Linked DNA regions of Homo sapiens: region 2 is linked to region 1. Evidence: chromatin contacts called from ENCODE Hi-C or POLR2A ChIA-PET data. All regions are on one chromosome and are shown on one strand. Each heading gives the region's core, a stretch centred on a gene start or an enhancer-like site at or near the end of the contact. The rest is flanking DNA. Distances are from core to core; before and after follow the strand shown.

Region 1 (6,834 bases), core at 2,949-5,448:
CAGGCTTGACTCTTACAGTGTGTGGTGAAAGCCCACATTTGGCTGAGAAGGGTGCTTATTATCCACCAATTGTCCCTCTGTTGACTCCTTTTTTGCCAAGGCTAATCGTATGATATTCCACCCTGTTTGACACCACTGGCAGGCCTTCGCATTGAAAACATGTTTGGATTTACCTGGCCTTGGCATGCCGCAGAGCCCAGCTCAGTCAGCCTTTTCTGTGTTGGCATCTTCAATTGCACCATAATGACTACCGTAAATTAACAAATTATATTCTTCTAAGCAGAAGTACAAAAGAGGGGTGATTCATGAATTCACAGTTGTTCTTCTCTGCTGCAGACGCCTGCAGCATTTGGCCTCTTGCTTAGAGAGGTCCCAGACATTCTGGCTCTGAGGGCCAAGGAGTAGCAGTAACGCCTCCTCCACAGCTCCCTTATGCAAAAGTCCAGTTCCTGGCTGAGAACTCTGATGGCTGTCCTAGTCAGTTACCCCCATGAACAACAACTACAGAGAACAGAAAGGGAAGGAGTATGGTTTAGTGTCCAGGCCAGGTAAACCTGAACTTGTGGGGCTGGTGTAGGGGCAGAGTTGCCTTTTAAATTGGTCTCAAAGTTGGGTTTCTGAAGAGCTGGAGTCTAAAACACTAGAAGGGCTGAAGGCCATCCCTCCAGGGTGGAACTAGCCCCCCTGACCTCGAAGGTGGTGCTTCTCTTGCTTGTTTCTCAGAAAACTTAATGACCTGAAAGTCAACATATTCCAGGAGAGCTCTGTCTGGTGCCTTGCTGCCCCCAATTCAGTTATCCAGAGACTTTGCCCCACTTTGCGTGGCCTGCCGTGACTGTTGGGGAGGAAATTTTGTAGCTGATTATTAGAATATTGAAGAACTTAATGGTTAAGATTCAGCTTGGAGCTATCCTTTCATTTTATTTTTTCGGGGGGTTGGAGTCTCACTCTTTGGCCCAGGCTGGAGTACAACGGTGTGATCTCAGCTTACTGCAACCTCTGCCTGCTGGGTTCAAGCAATTCTCCTGCCTCAGCCTCCCAAATAGCTGGGATTACAGGTGCCTGCCACCATGCTCCACTGATTTTTGTATTTTTAGAAGAGACAGGGTTTCACCATGTTGGCCAGGCTTGGTCTCGAACTCCTGACCTCAGGTGATCTGCCTGCCTCAGCCTCCTAAAGTGCTAGGATTACAGGTGTGAGGCACCGTGCCCAGCCTTCTTGGAGCTGTCCTTGAATTTTAATATAATCACACAAGATCCGTTTCTCATTGCATGGCCCATAGGACAGAGTCAAGTTCTCCTTCCTAGCAAATGGGTGTGGCTTTACTATTCTAGAAGGTGGTGGAATTGAACTATGGAAAGTGACTGTCGACCCTGTAAACCCTGAGCAGACTGTGCTGTATGCATACGGTGAGCATTGTGTGTAGGACGAATGAATGAAGTCAATTAGGATCTTTTTGGAATTTGTGCCATATCGACTGTTTCAAAGCAATGACTTTGCTTGAGTCAAGATTTAGAATCGTATCATATATTCACATAGTCCTTCAAGAGGAAAATTTAGAAGACAGTTTCCACTGCACTGCCAGATTTTACCTTATGTGATTTGAGCTCCACTGCTCTGAGAGGCAAAATAAATGTGACTCAATTTTTTGGCAGTTCATGGAAACCAGGTAACCTCTGTTTCCTGTGTCCATCATCAGCTCCCACAATACTGCCAGAGCCCATAAGTTTTGTAAGCTTTAGAAGAAATTAGTTAGATCAAGGCCTGACACCCAAAGCCATGGTGTCTGAGTGACATTTGTGGGCCTGTTCTCTCCTGGTGGTTTTTTCTGGTGAACTGAGTACAGTGGGAGCTCGTGATGGGAGCCCACAGTGGAGGTGGACCCAGATTTGAGGCTTGCAGGAAAGGTCACTCGGAGATGACCTTGGATTTCCAGCAGAGAAATCTATTGTAGCAGAGGGTCCCTAGGCCACTTGTCTGTGCATGTATATGACAAGGAGATAGTGAATAGGACACCTGTGCCGCCAGCTGCTTTGTAAGGGGACAGGCCCAGGAGATGAGGGATGCTTGCCCACAGCAGGTCCCCACTTTCTGTATGATAGGTGCTCCCTTCCATAGGTCCATGGCACACAATTGAAAAGCCACAAAGTGAAAAGGCTCCCTCTTATCCCTGAGCCTCAGTCACCCCCACCACAGGCAACCACTGTCACCGGTTCTGTGCATCTTCCAGAAATCTCACATGCTGTACTTTGTCCCCCACCACCCCCTGAATGTGCCACCTGGTAGGTCAGTGCACATCAGCACCTGTAAGGTGACTTATACTTTGTCACAGCTACAGAGTATGTCTACTGTATGGTTAGACCATCATTTAACCAATACTCTACTGATTAACATTTAGATTTTAATCTTAAATTCAGCTGATAACATTTAGCTTATTATGGCAATTTGTGCCATGTTGACTCTTTCAAAGCAACGATTTTGCTTGAGTCAAGATGTAGAATCATATCATACCTTCACATAGCCTTTTAAGAGGTAAATTTAGAAGAAAACAGCTTTCACCGCACTGTCGGGTTTTACCTTATGTGGTTTGAGCTCCCCCACTCTAGTATTTTGCCATTACAGATAATGCTTCAATAAGTATCCCTATACACAGTCTACCCTTTACATTCTCAGGTTCTGCACCCACGGATTTAACCAACCTTGCATTAAAAATATCTGAAAAAAATCTGTCTGTACTGAACAAGTACAAACTTTGTCTTCTTGTCATTATTCCCTAAACAATACAGTATAAGAACTATTTAAATAGCATTTACATTGTATTAGGTATTTTAAGTAATCTAGAGATGATTTAAAACACACAGGAGGATGTGCATAGGATAATTTAAAATACACAGGAGGATGTGCAAATCCTGCACCATTTCATATCAGGGACTAGAACATCCATGGATTTTGGTATTCAAGGGAGGTCCCAGAACCAATTCCCCATGGATACTGAGGGCTGACTGTGTATTTTTTTTTATCTGTAAGATAAACTCTAAACAGTGGAAGTGATGGATGAAGGGGTGTGTACTCTTTAATTTTGATAAGTTTTGTCCATTGCCTTCCACAGAATTGTACCAGTTTACATTCCAGTCAACAATGTGCTAACGTCCACTTTCTCACGCCCTTGCCAACACAATGAATTCTCAGAATCCTTGATCTTTCCAGTCTGACAAGTAGAAAATGGTATTTCAGTTTTCTGTCCGTAGCTTTTGACCATTTATCTTCTTAGATACTGAGCTTTTCCTTTTTATTTCTAAGCACTTATTGTGTGTCAAAGAAATCTGCCTTGTCTCTGAAATAGGTGCTGTAAACATCTTCCAAGGGTTTTTTTTTTTTTTTTTTTTAGTTTTTGTTTGTCTTTTGCCGTTTTTTAAAATAAATTTATCAATTTTTTCTTACGGCATCTGTGCCTCCCATGATATTTGGAAAGCAACTATTCATGTTTATGGTTTCTTTTCCTAAAAGTTCCAGGTATGTTCCAGTGCCATTTGTCTATATACTATTCTGTAAAGAAAGTCAGAGAAAGGTTATTTTCTCCATTTTTACAATGTGGGAGCCCAGGCTGGATAGAAGTGAGCACCTTTGCAGTCTCACTATGCAGAAGTCAGGAGAGCCCCATTAGAGCATGGGATGTGGCACCTCAAGACATGGTTCCTCAGGAGCCATTCCTCATCTTCCTTGAGTGCACACCTTACTGCTGGCATTGGAAATTCGCATGTCCACAGCCCTTCAGCACTGAGCCAGGGTCTTTTCCAAACCAAACAGCTTCTTGGTGCCCATTTTTCAATTTCCACCTTGGGATGGCAGCTAAAAATGACTTTGCGGTAGGTGGTTAATTTCTGCTTGTTACTTACTAATAATTACAGCTTTCACTTTGGCACCTCTCATGGTTGAAACCAGCGGCTATTCTTAGATATGCAAGATCAGATTTTCTGATTTCTGCTGGAAATTTAAGGCTGTAATACTCTCACAAATTCCTTGGCCCTGGCCTGGCCTGGCCTGGCCTGGCGCCTTTGCCCAGACTCCTCCCAGGCACCAGAGGTTGCATCAGCAGGGTCAAGGGGTAATCCCGTAGCCTTGCCCCATTCGTGACGAGATGAAGACAGTTCCCAGACAGGTGGTGTGTGCAGTCACTGTACAGGGAGCGCCTGTGAGAGGGAACACGACGTCCCTGAGGGTCAAGCCCGTCCAGCTAACGTTTACCACACACTGTAGATGTGTCAGATGCTATTCCAAGGACTTTAATATGTCTTAATTTGTTCAGTCCTCATAATAACCTTATGAGGTATAAATACCCGTATTCACCCCATTCCATAGGTGAAGAAACTGAGACACAGCTATCAGGTCACTTGCCGAAGGTTACGTGGCTAAAGAGTTAGAAAGCCACAATCTAAACCCAAGCAGTGTGGCCCCAGAACCCTAGCTCCAACCCACAGTAGGCACTCAGTTGTCAACACAGTATCGTCCAGCATCTCCACCTGCCACAGTGGAGCGAGGCACTGGAGTCCTATGGTTATGAAGACAGACACAGCTCCTGGCCTTCATGGCATTTGCAGATGTGGAACAGAACAATGACAGAAGCACTTAACTCCCTGTGCCAAGTGCTGGGGGGAGCACTGTAGGCCCCTGCGACCCCTCATAACACAAGGCCTCCCCCAACCAGGGGAGCCAGAGGGGGCCTGCACACACTTGGGCAGTGACCTCAGCAGTGACTAGCACCAGGTCAGGGACGATGGAGGCATAGAACAGCATGTGGGAAGACCTGGGGGCAGCCTGAGCTCTGAGTGTTAGAGGAATACTGGCCCCTGGGGCATGAACCCTGAGGAGTAAGCAGTAAAGCAGCCAAGGGGAGCCAGGAGAAGGGCCCAGGCTCAAGTCATGCCAGCACCCCTGGCAGCCATGTTAAGATATTTTAGTTAATCCTAAAATCATTGGAAAGCTACTGAGGGACTTGAAGCAGGAGCATGAAAGGACCACTTTCAAAAGATCACTCCAAGCTGGGCACTACTCAGGAGGCTGAGGTGGGAGGATTGCCTGAGTCCGGCCTGGGCAACATAGCAAGACCCCTCTCCGGAAAAAAAATCACTCCAGCTAAATGTGGAGAATGGATGGAAGGCAGTCAAAGTGGACGCCGGCAGAGCAGGAAATTGGGAGCATTGGTCCAGGTGGTAGAGGACAGCAGCTTGGTCTGTGGTCTCAATGGAGATGAAGAGGAGGGGACCCTGAGATGCCTTCTGAGGCAGAACTGATGGGACTTGTTGTAGGTTGGATGTTGAGGGGTGAAGGAAAAGGAGGAATACAGAAGGAAACCTGAGTGTGGGGCTTGAGTCTGTGGGTGACTGGTGACACCATTTGCTGCAATGAGGAAGCCTGGGGAAGAACTGATGAGTTGGAGTCAGGGAGGCAGAGACTTCAGAGTCCCACTTGAGCTTGGAAGTGTCGGGTGCCTGAGGACAAGGAAGTCAGGATGCCAGGCAGGCGGCTGGATGTTCCGGTCTACATTTCAGAACTGGGCTGGAAACATACCTTTAAGAGTTGGGATTTAAAGCCCCCTTTAAAGGCCTAAGATAGGTGCTAAGACGGCCTAAGAAGAGAATGTAGGTGGAGAAGTGAAAGGGCCAGACTGAGACTGAGCCCCTCCACATTTAAAGCTTGGGGAACAGCCGGGTGCAGTGGCTCATGCCTGTAATCCCAGCAGTTTGGAAGGCTGAGGCGGGTCAATCACCTGAGGTCAGGAGTTCAAGACCAGCCTGGCCAACATGGTGAAACCCCGTCTCTACTAAAAATACAAAAGTAGCCAGGTGTGGTGGCAGGCACCTGTAATCCCAGCTACTCGGGAGGCTGAGGCAGGAGAATCGCTTGAACCTGGGAGGTGGAGATTGCAATGAGCCGAGATCGCACCACTGCACTCCAGCCTGAGCAACAAGAGCGAAACTCCACCTTGAAAAAAGAAAAAAAGATTGAGGAGCAGAGGAAGAGCCACAGCATCTGAAGGGGAGTGGTCGGCAAGGCGGGAGGAAAGCAGCGCAGACGGCATCGCGGCAGCCAGGGGGGCAGGAAGGAGCCCATGCGGTGAAGGCGAGAACCTGGGTCTGGCTCATCAGTTACAACCCTGGCCCCGCCACACACTAGCAGTAATACCTGGGCAAGCTATTCCCACTCCCACTGAGCCTCTATGTCTTCTATTAAATGAAGAGAGTTAGGACAACCACATAACAGCAAACACATAACAACTACTAAAATAACGATTTTTAAGGAGGATGTGGCCGGTGGGCAGTGCCGCTGAGAGGTTGGGAATGTAGCGACAAAAGCATTTGCTGGACCTGATGTATGGGAGTGTTGGTAACGAGACTGGATTTAGTGGCGTGGTGGAGATGGATGCCATCTGGTGTGGGTTGCAGAGCAAATGGCAAGTGAGGAAGTTAAGGCACAGAAGGTGCACAGTTCTTGCAAGAAGAATCCCTCTGGAGCAGCAATGAGGGATGTGATTGGGAGCCTGGGGCTTGAAGGGGGCTGAAACCCGTTGGAGCATGTTGATTGGATGTGCGGAGCTGCGTAGGGACTGAGGAGGCTGAAGCCCATTGGAGCACGTTGATTGCCCACAGGGATGATCAGGTAAAAATGAGGCCCTCGGCATCCAAAAGAGAGGGGGGATGTGTGGAGGTGAAATGAATTCCTCCAGCAAGAGTGTGGTGGGGTCCAGGGCACAGGCAGAGGGCTCTCAGTGACGAAGTCAGAAGAGACACAGAGTGGATGGAACAGAGGACACAGATGAGTTGTTGGTTTGGTGG
Region 2 (6,834 bases), core at 2,731-5,230, 36 kb before region 1:
CTAGGAGAGGAAGGGTGGCAGAACAGAAGAGGCCCGGGACTTGCTTCCCAAATGTCAGAAATTACCAAAAAGCTTCACAGTTCAGAGAGAACAGTGTATTTATTTTAGGAGCCAGAGTAGTCTGACAGGAAGACTTGCTTTCAAACATGTCCTGTTCACGTATGTACTTAGCAGATGGCTATTTGACACTTCCTGTTCCAGAGGCACTTGTTCAATTCATTTTCCAAATCTGGGGGCGGGTTTTGGGCCCCTCACTTGCTTTGCAGGCCCCCAGCCCTAACACCATGCGCTCAGGTAGCCTTCGGGAATAGCCCTGGCTGTGTAGACTCTCTGGCTTCACGGATGGCATTATATGAAATGGCTCCCTTCATTATAATGTCACTCACAGGAACTGGAGAGGTCTTTGGAACACGGGCAGTAAGGTTCAAGAGGTGTTTTCAGTTGCACCTGACCAGGTCATCTCCAGCTTAGGTGCCGGCTCCTGGATGCCAATCTGAGTGGAGATTAATAGCTGACGTGGGAGCAAAAAATGAGCCAAACTGGGGTTTCTTGAGGTGATTTATTCCAGCTAACTATGTCAGTTGTTTGTTCGTGCTAAAAATACCGCTAGAAGGATGGGGGAGTATTCCAGATTGTTGACACTTTGACTGAAATGAGAAGCAAAATGTAACTGATATGAGCTCTAACAGGAGCTCCTGCCTGTCATAAAGAAGAGGGAGGATTAGGACACCAAGAGGCGCAGCCAAACCACCCGGGACGGCCACGGCCCAGGCCCTAGCGCTGCCACTCACCACAGCCTCCCAGCTAAGATAAGGGCTGCTAAGTTCTGAAGAACGAGGTATCTCCTCATCATACTTTGGCCCTGAGAAACTTCATTTTGCTAAATAGATGTGGCCTGGATTTTTCCAGGACAGTGGATCTGGGAGTCTAGGTTAGGATGATGCAGCCTTGCGCTCACACTGATGGGTGAGACTGGAGTGGCAGGAACGCCCTGTGAGTGTCCCGGATGTGCCAGCCTTGTGTGCTGCGACCCCTTCTCCAGCAGCTGGAGACATTAAATGTGTTCACATGGGCCAGGTGCAGTGGCTCACACCTGTAATCCCAGCAATTTGGGAGGCCGAGGTAGGAGGATCTCTTGAGCCCGGGAGTTCAAGAACAGGCTGGGCAACATAATGAGACCCCCATATCTACTAAAAAATTTTTTTTAATTAGCCAGTCATGGTGACGCATGCCTGCAGTCCCTGCCACTCAGGAGGCTGAGACGGGAGGATCTCTTAAGCCCTGGAAGGTCGAGGGTCTTGACCCTCGAGCCACTGCACTTTAGCCTGGGCAACAGAGCAAAACCCTGTCTCAAGCAAAACAAAACAAGATAAATAAAAGTGGTTAAGTTTCTAGAACTTCCTTGGTGGTTAAATAACTCCCAGACAGAAGTTTGCCAAAAAGCTCCCCAGGCCAGTGATTTGCCAGGGCTTCATTCCTAGAGAAGACGCGCTTAGGAGAGGAGTCATCCATGCTCTTTAAACCCCCCGTCACTGGTTCTGTTGGCAGACTGGACTGACCGGGGCTGGCATGTGGTTGGGGTTTTGTAACAGAAACCAGGTACTCAGGTTTGATGGATGAAAAGCATATAGACACGGTTTCCAGCTGGCAGCCCATAAGCTGGCATCTGCTAGCAGGGTTGTGTCAGGCCAGTGCACGTTTCAAAAAAGTTTGAATTTGCTGAACTTCTGGTCATCGCACTTGCCTGTTTTGGAAGACATTTGAGTTCTCAGCCCCTGGGGAACCCACAATGGGAGAGGGATGGTTACTCAGTGCTCTGCAGACTCAAGCAGGTGCCCTTTATGGGGGTGACAGTATGAATGGTACCCCCTCAGTGGGTACATTGTGGACTCCCCAGCTCCTTCACTGGAGATGTGTGGAGGACCCGGGCAGGGCTAGAGCACCTTCAGAATGTGATCCAGGGGATCCCTTCAGAAGGAAGGAAGCATTCTGTTCAAGACACGGGCAGGGGTGGCCTTCCTTTGGGGGCTTAATGTAAATGGTTGTTCAGAATTCTCACTGAATTTAAGAACAAAATACATCCTGAAAAATGTCTTCCAAGACATGCTCCCCCAGTTCTTATTGGAATGAAATGAGCACAGAATTTCCTAAGTGCAGGGACTGTGAGAACTCTTCCCTGGGAAGTCTTTTTTCTTTTTAAAATCAGACCATGGCAGGTTAGGATGGAGAGTTATGAATGAGAGCGGTGCTTCTTGACGTTAAATTTGCGCATGAATCCCCTTGTGATCTGGTTACATGCAGATTCTGACTCAGTAAGTCTAAGGTGAGTGGAGAACCTGGAGATTCTTCTATTTCTTGCAAGCTCCCAGGGGATTCTGAGGCTGCCTGCCCTGGACACACTCTGAGTAGCAAAGTATTATTTGACCTCAAGGCCTTTTCCAGCTTTGGGTTAATTGGAAACATCTATATGTTTTCTAATGAACCCCAATGAATAGCACATCAATGCAGCAATTGGGTAAGCCAGATGATCTAAGAATTGTTTATTTCCTGTGTAACCGTTGAGGAATTCGATTATTCACGTGACATTATTGAGGATGTGCATTTTGGGAGGCCCCATGCAGTATTTGGTATCTAGTGGGAATGGTCACATGACCTGTTCCATCCTTTCTCATCCCTTCCAGCTGTTGCCAGAGGGGCCTCGGGGTGATTTGAGGCCTCCCAGCTCCAGGACGTGCACAGCTGTCATCCCAGCATCATAGGCTCACCTGGCGGAGGTCGGGCCAGTGACGGTATTGATTTTCAGTGACAGTGACTCAGCCTGGGACCAGAGGCTGCTGTTTGCAGAGATATAACACCTTCTGAGATTGGGGTGCTTTGGAAACCCAGCCAGGAGAGCAGTGGCTCCAAGAGCAGCATACGGTGGGCCCTCAGAAATGGTGGTGAAAATGAATTGCGATCAGTTTCCTTCCAGCCACATGGGAACCTGAAAGGAATCCCTCCTCCCTGCTGAGGGCCTGGGTCGATGGATTCGATGACATCCCTCTCCTTGGGCAGCACTGGGCTGATCTCAGACTCTCTGTTCCCAGCCGAGTTCTCTGGTTTCACATTCCCATCTGCCTTCTCCCGGTCACGACATGCTACTGGCACATCTCTTTTGACTTCTCTTACCATTCTGATTGGCCAGTTGCCAAACAGCCTTCTCAAGTTAAAATTTCAACATACTTGCCCCCTGCCCCCTTCAGCCTGATCCATTATTTCTCTTACCTGGTGACAGATGCTCACTTTCCTTCGGATATTTGACAGCCAGCCTCACTCCAGCTCCCCCGATCTGGACAGGAGGCAGCAAGAGATGGGGAAGGTATCCAGGGCCCCCTCAGCCGCTGCCCCGCTTGGGCAGATCCCGCATGCTTTTCTGCACAGCCATTTTGCATTCCTGCCTGCATTCAGTAGATAAACAAAGAAAGAGCAGGTCCCTGGCATGCAGAGCCCAGGAGCTCGCAAACACAGATCAGCACAAGATACGAAATGTTCAAGGTTCCCGTGATGTTACCTCTAAAGCAGTTACTAAGACTGCAGCATTCACGGATCACCTAATTAGTGAAGGTTTTGTGTATTAATATGTGTGTTTCTTCCTTGATATAATCAGCACATTTTTTATACTGACACAGAAGATGGGAGGGAATTATTACTTTAGTATTTCTCTGAACTTCTCTAACTTATTTTCATCGAGAGTTCTTCGGACGGCTCAGAATTCAGAAATATCTGCCCTTTTCACTCTATCTTTGGCCCCTGCCCAAGTCTGGGACTCACTGGGGTGGGGCCAAGGCTAAAACTAAACTAGGGTGTGAGGTACTAGAGGTGCATGTCCAGTGGTTGGGAGCAGTTTCCAGCGAGTCAGCGAAGTCTTCCTGGGGAATGGCATGAGACACCGAGCATGGCCCTGACAAGTGCCGCTCTGACTCATTTCCTGAGGTGAACACTGGACAGTCACAATGCCGCGTGCCCCAGAGCTTCCCCAGGGGCAGTTGTGTCTTCTTTCTAAGCCCTGCCCTATCCAAACATAGTTGTTATTTCAAGAGTTATCTTGAGATTCTTAAAATATTCCAGAAGTACAGTAAAATAGTATTTCTATTTGTTTTAATGAAAAGTAAAACTTTGATTAACGAGGTCCTTCAAAAAACCAGATTTTATGTGCACCAGACTTTTAGATGAAAGACAAGTCACAAAACACACACACGCGCACGCGCACACACACATGCACACATATACACGCACACGCATATGCATACAGGCACACTCATGGGTTTTGTTTTGTTTTGTTTTTGTTTTGTTGTTTGAGACAGAGTCTGTCTCTGTCGCTCAGGCTGGAGTGCAGTGGCGCCATCTTGGTTCACTGCAACCTCCGCCTCCTGGGTCCAAACAATTCTTCTGCCTCAGCCTCCTGAGTAGCTGGTACTACAGATGTGTGCCACTACGTCTGGCTAATTTTTGTATTCTTAGTAGAGACGGGGTTTCACCATGTTGGTCAGGATGGTCTCAAACACCTGACCTCAAGTGATCTGCCTGCCTTGGCCTCCCAAGGTGCTGGGACAACAGGCGTGAGCCACAGCGCCCAGCCAAATGTGATTGTTCTTTAAAGAACTGTATATGAAAGATCCCAGGAGCAACACCCTGGTAGCCCAAACGCCTGCTCACCTGCAGCCCTACTCAAGTTTCAGGGCCATCATCTGGCCCAAAACTAGAAATCCTGCCCAATAGTAGTGGTCAAGTCTTTTTCTCCAATTGGATTGTAAATTTTTTGTAAGCAAGGGACTGTATTTTATACCACTTTGTATTAAACATAGCCAGCACAGAGCTTTGCACATTTTGGAGTTTTAAATATTTGGCAATGGATCTTCTTTAGTGCCGCTATCTTCATTAGTGCCAGTAGTATGGTGGGATTTTCAATCATCCTTCTCTGTTTCTTATTCACATGGATTTGGGTTTACATTTCCATTCTACCAATAACTAGTGGTGTTAATTTGGGCAAATTACTTAACTCAGCCTCATTTGCAGGGTTGTCGTTAAGAATCTGGAATTAAATATTTAAAGTGTCTGGCAGCTGCTGTTATTATTGTTATTATTTTGCTTGTCTTCAAAGCAGAAGTTTCCTGGCTTGTAGCTTATGATTTCACAGTTGTGAGCTCTCGTGTTTTTTATAATTATGTTTCCATTTGGAAGGTTTAACTCCTATTACTTAAGGCTGGCTTCAGTGAGGAGTTGCTATTTGACCTGAATCTTGAAGGATGAGTAGGTGCTTAAAAGGCAGAAATGGATGGAAAGAATATTCCAAACAGAGGGAACAGCATGTGCAAACACCCAGGGTCATGGAGGAGAGTGACACATGGGGGAAGCTGACCACGGCTCGAGTGGGGGCGTAGGTGATGGGCAATGGACAAATCCTTTGGTAGCTAAGCATGTGGGTGGACAGGAGCCAGACCGCAAAGGCATTGTATGAAATGCTAGATTTGGGTCATCAGTAATGGAGTTAGATTGGTATTTTAGCAAGGTTCTTCTTTTCTTCATTAATTTTCTGTAAGTTTTTAATGAGTCTGTGAACAAAATAATTCTTTTGGGGGGAAGTGGGGGCAGGGTCTCACTCTTTCACCCAGGCTAGAGTGGTGTAGTGGCATGATCTCAGCTCACTGCAGCCTTGACCTCTAGGACTCAAGCAATCCTTCCACCTCAGCCTCCCGAGTAGCTGGGATTACAGGTGCACGCTACCACAACTGGTTAATTTTTATATTTTTTTGTAGAGACAGGGTTTCACCATGTTGCCCAGGCTGGTCTTGAACTTGTGAGCTCAAGCGATCTACCCACCTCAGCTCCCAAAGTGCTGGGATTACAGGCTTAAGCCACCATGCCTGGCTAATATATAAATTTTTTAAATTAGATTCATGGCTGGGCACGGTGGCTCATGCCTGTAATCCCAGCACTTCAGGAGGCCGAGGCAGGTAGATCACTTGAGGTCAGGAGTTCAAGGCCAGCCTGCCCAACATGGTGAAACCCTGTCTTTACTAAAAATACAAAAATTGGCCAAGTGTGGTGGCATGCACCTGTGGTCCCAGCTATTTGGGAGGCTGAGGCAGGAGAATTGCTTGAACCTGGGAGGCGGAGGTTGACAGTGAGCCAAGATCACACCACCGCACTCCAGCCTGGGCAACAGAGTGGGACTCTGTCTCAAAAAAAAAAAAAAAAAAATTAGAATCATGAACTTTGTGTGGCTAGCTTACAGTCTCACCTGCATCTCCTCTGCCCTCTTCATCGTGTTGACAGTTAGACATATTGAAATGTATTAAATGTTAACTTTTCCCAAGTTTTTCCATAATTTTCTTTTTGCCTCAGGGTTTCCTCAGCACATCGAATCTATATCTTTTTGGTATCAGCTGTAGCAAATGAATGCTGATCATTGTTTGTGTACTCTTCGTTTCTGTGCTAATGTAACATACACCCAGCCAGATGTTTTTGAACAGTCTTGAAGTGTGTAAGCAGGTTCAGCAAATAGGATGACGAGCATCACTGCTTGTTTTCAGTATTGTTTTGTATCTTGTAAACAAGCTGAGGTTTGAGGAAATGATGGAAAGGCAGCACGCTCTGTTCCTGCTTTCCCTTGGGCATCCCAAGGAGTGTTGGCGACGGGCAGGGCAGGTGTTTCTGCCCATTGTACTGCCTACAATTGTGTGGCTTCTGCCCATTGTCCCAGCTGAACCTGTGTGGCTTCTGCCTATCATTCCGGCCATACTCGCATGGCTTCTGCCACTTGTCCCAGCCGTACCCACGTGGCTTCTGCCCATC

What was found. Hi-C counts contacts between places; a loop is a spot of excess contacts on that map. ChIA-PET counts read pairs that join two places held with the same protein, here RNA polymerase II (POLR2A). Pooled maps may share reads with other maps.
Region 2: a loop to region 1 is called in a map of gastrocnemius medialis, with 7 times the contacts of the local background. The contact joins two enhancer-like sites. A Hi-C loop is called at or near these places in 3 of 168 maps with a recorded cell type or tissue (cardiac septum, gastrocnemius medialis and mesothelial cell of epicardium) and 2 of 50 pooled maps. POLR2A ChIA-PET finds 5 or more read pairs at or near these places in 2 of 52 experiments (H1 and T-cell).

What each region holds. Positions count from the first base shown.
Region 1 is chr14:90,585,440-90,592,273 of GRCh38, reverse strand. All of the region lies in intron 18 of TTC7B (tetratricopeptide repeat domain 7B), which reads left to right. Among named protein-coding and RNA genes, the nearest start is that of TTC7B-AS1, 54 kb to the left of the region's middle. Within about 2 kb of position 4,198, at least 2 of the 41 ENCODE cell types and tissues checked have a DNase peak (open chromatin) inside an H3K27ac peak, as active enhancers do; they include gastrocnemius medialis, where a contact is called at or near this core.
Region 2 is chr14:90,621,523-90,628,356 of GRCh38, reverse strand. All of the region lies in intron 15 of TTC7B (tetratricopeptide repeat domain 7B), which reads left to right. Among named protein-coding and RNA genes, the nearest start is that of TTC7B-AS1, 18 kb to the left of the region's middle. RefSeq lists an enhancer at 2,306-2,938. Within about 2 kb of position 3,980, at least 11 of the 41 ENCODE cell types and tissues checked have a DNase peak (open chromatin) inside an H3K27ac peak, as active enhancers do; they include gastrocnemius medialis, where a contact is called at or near this core.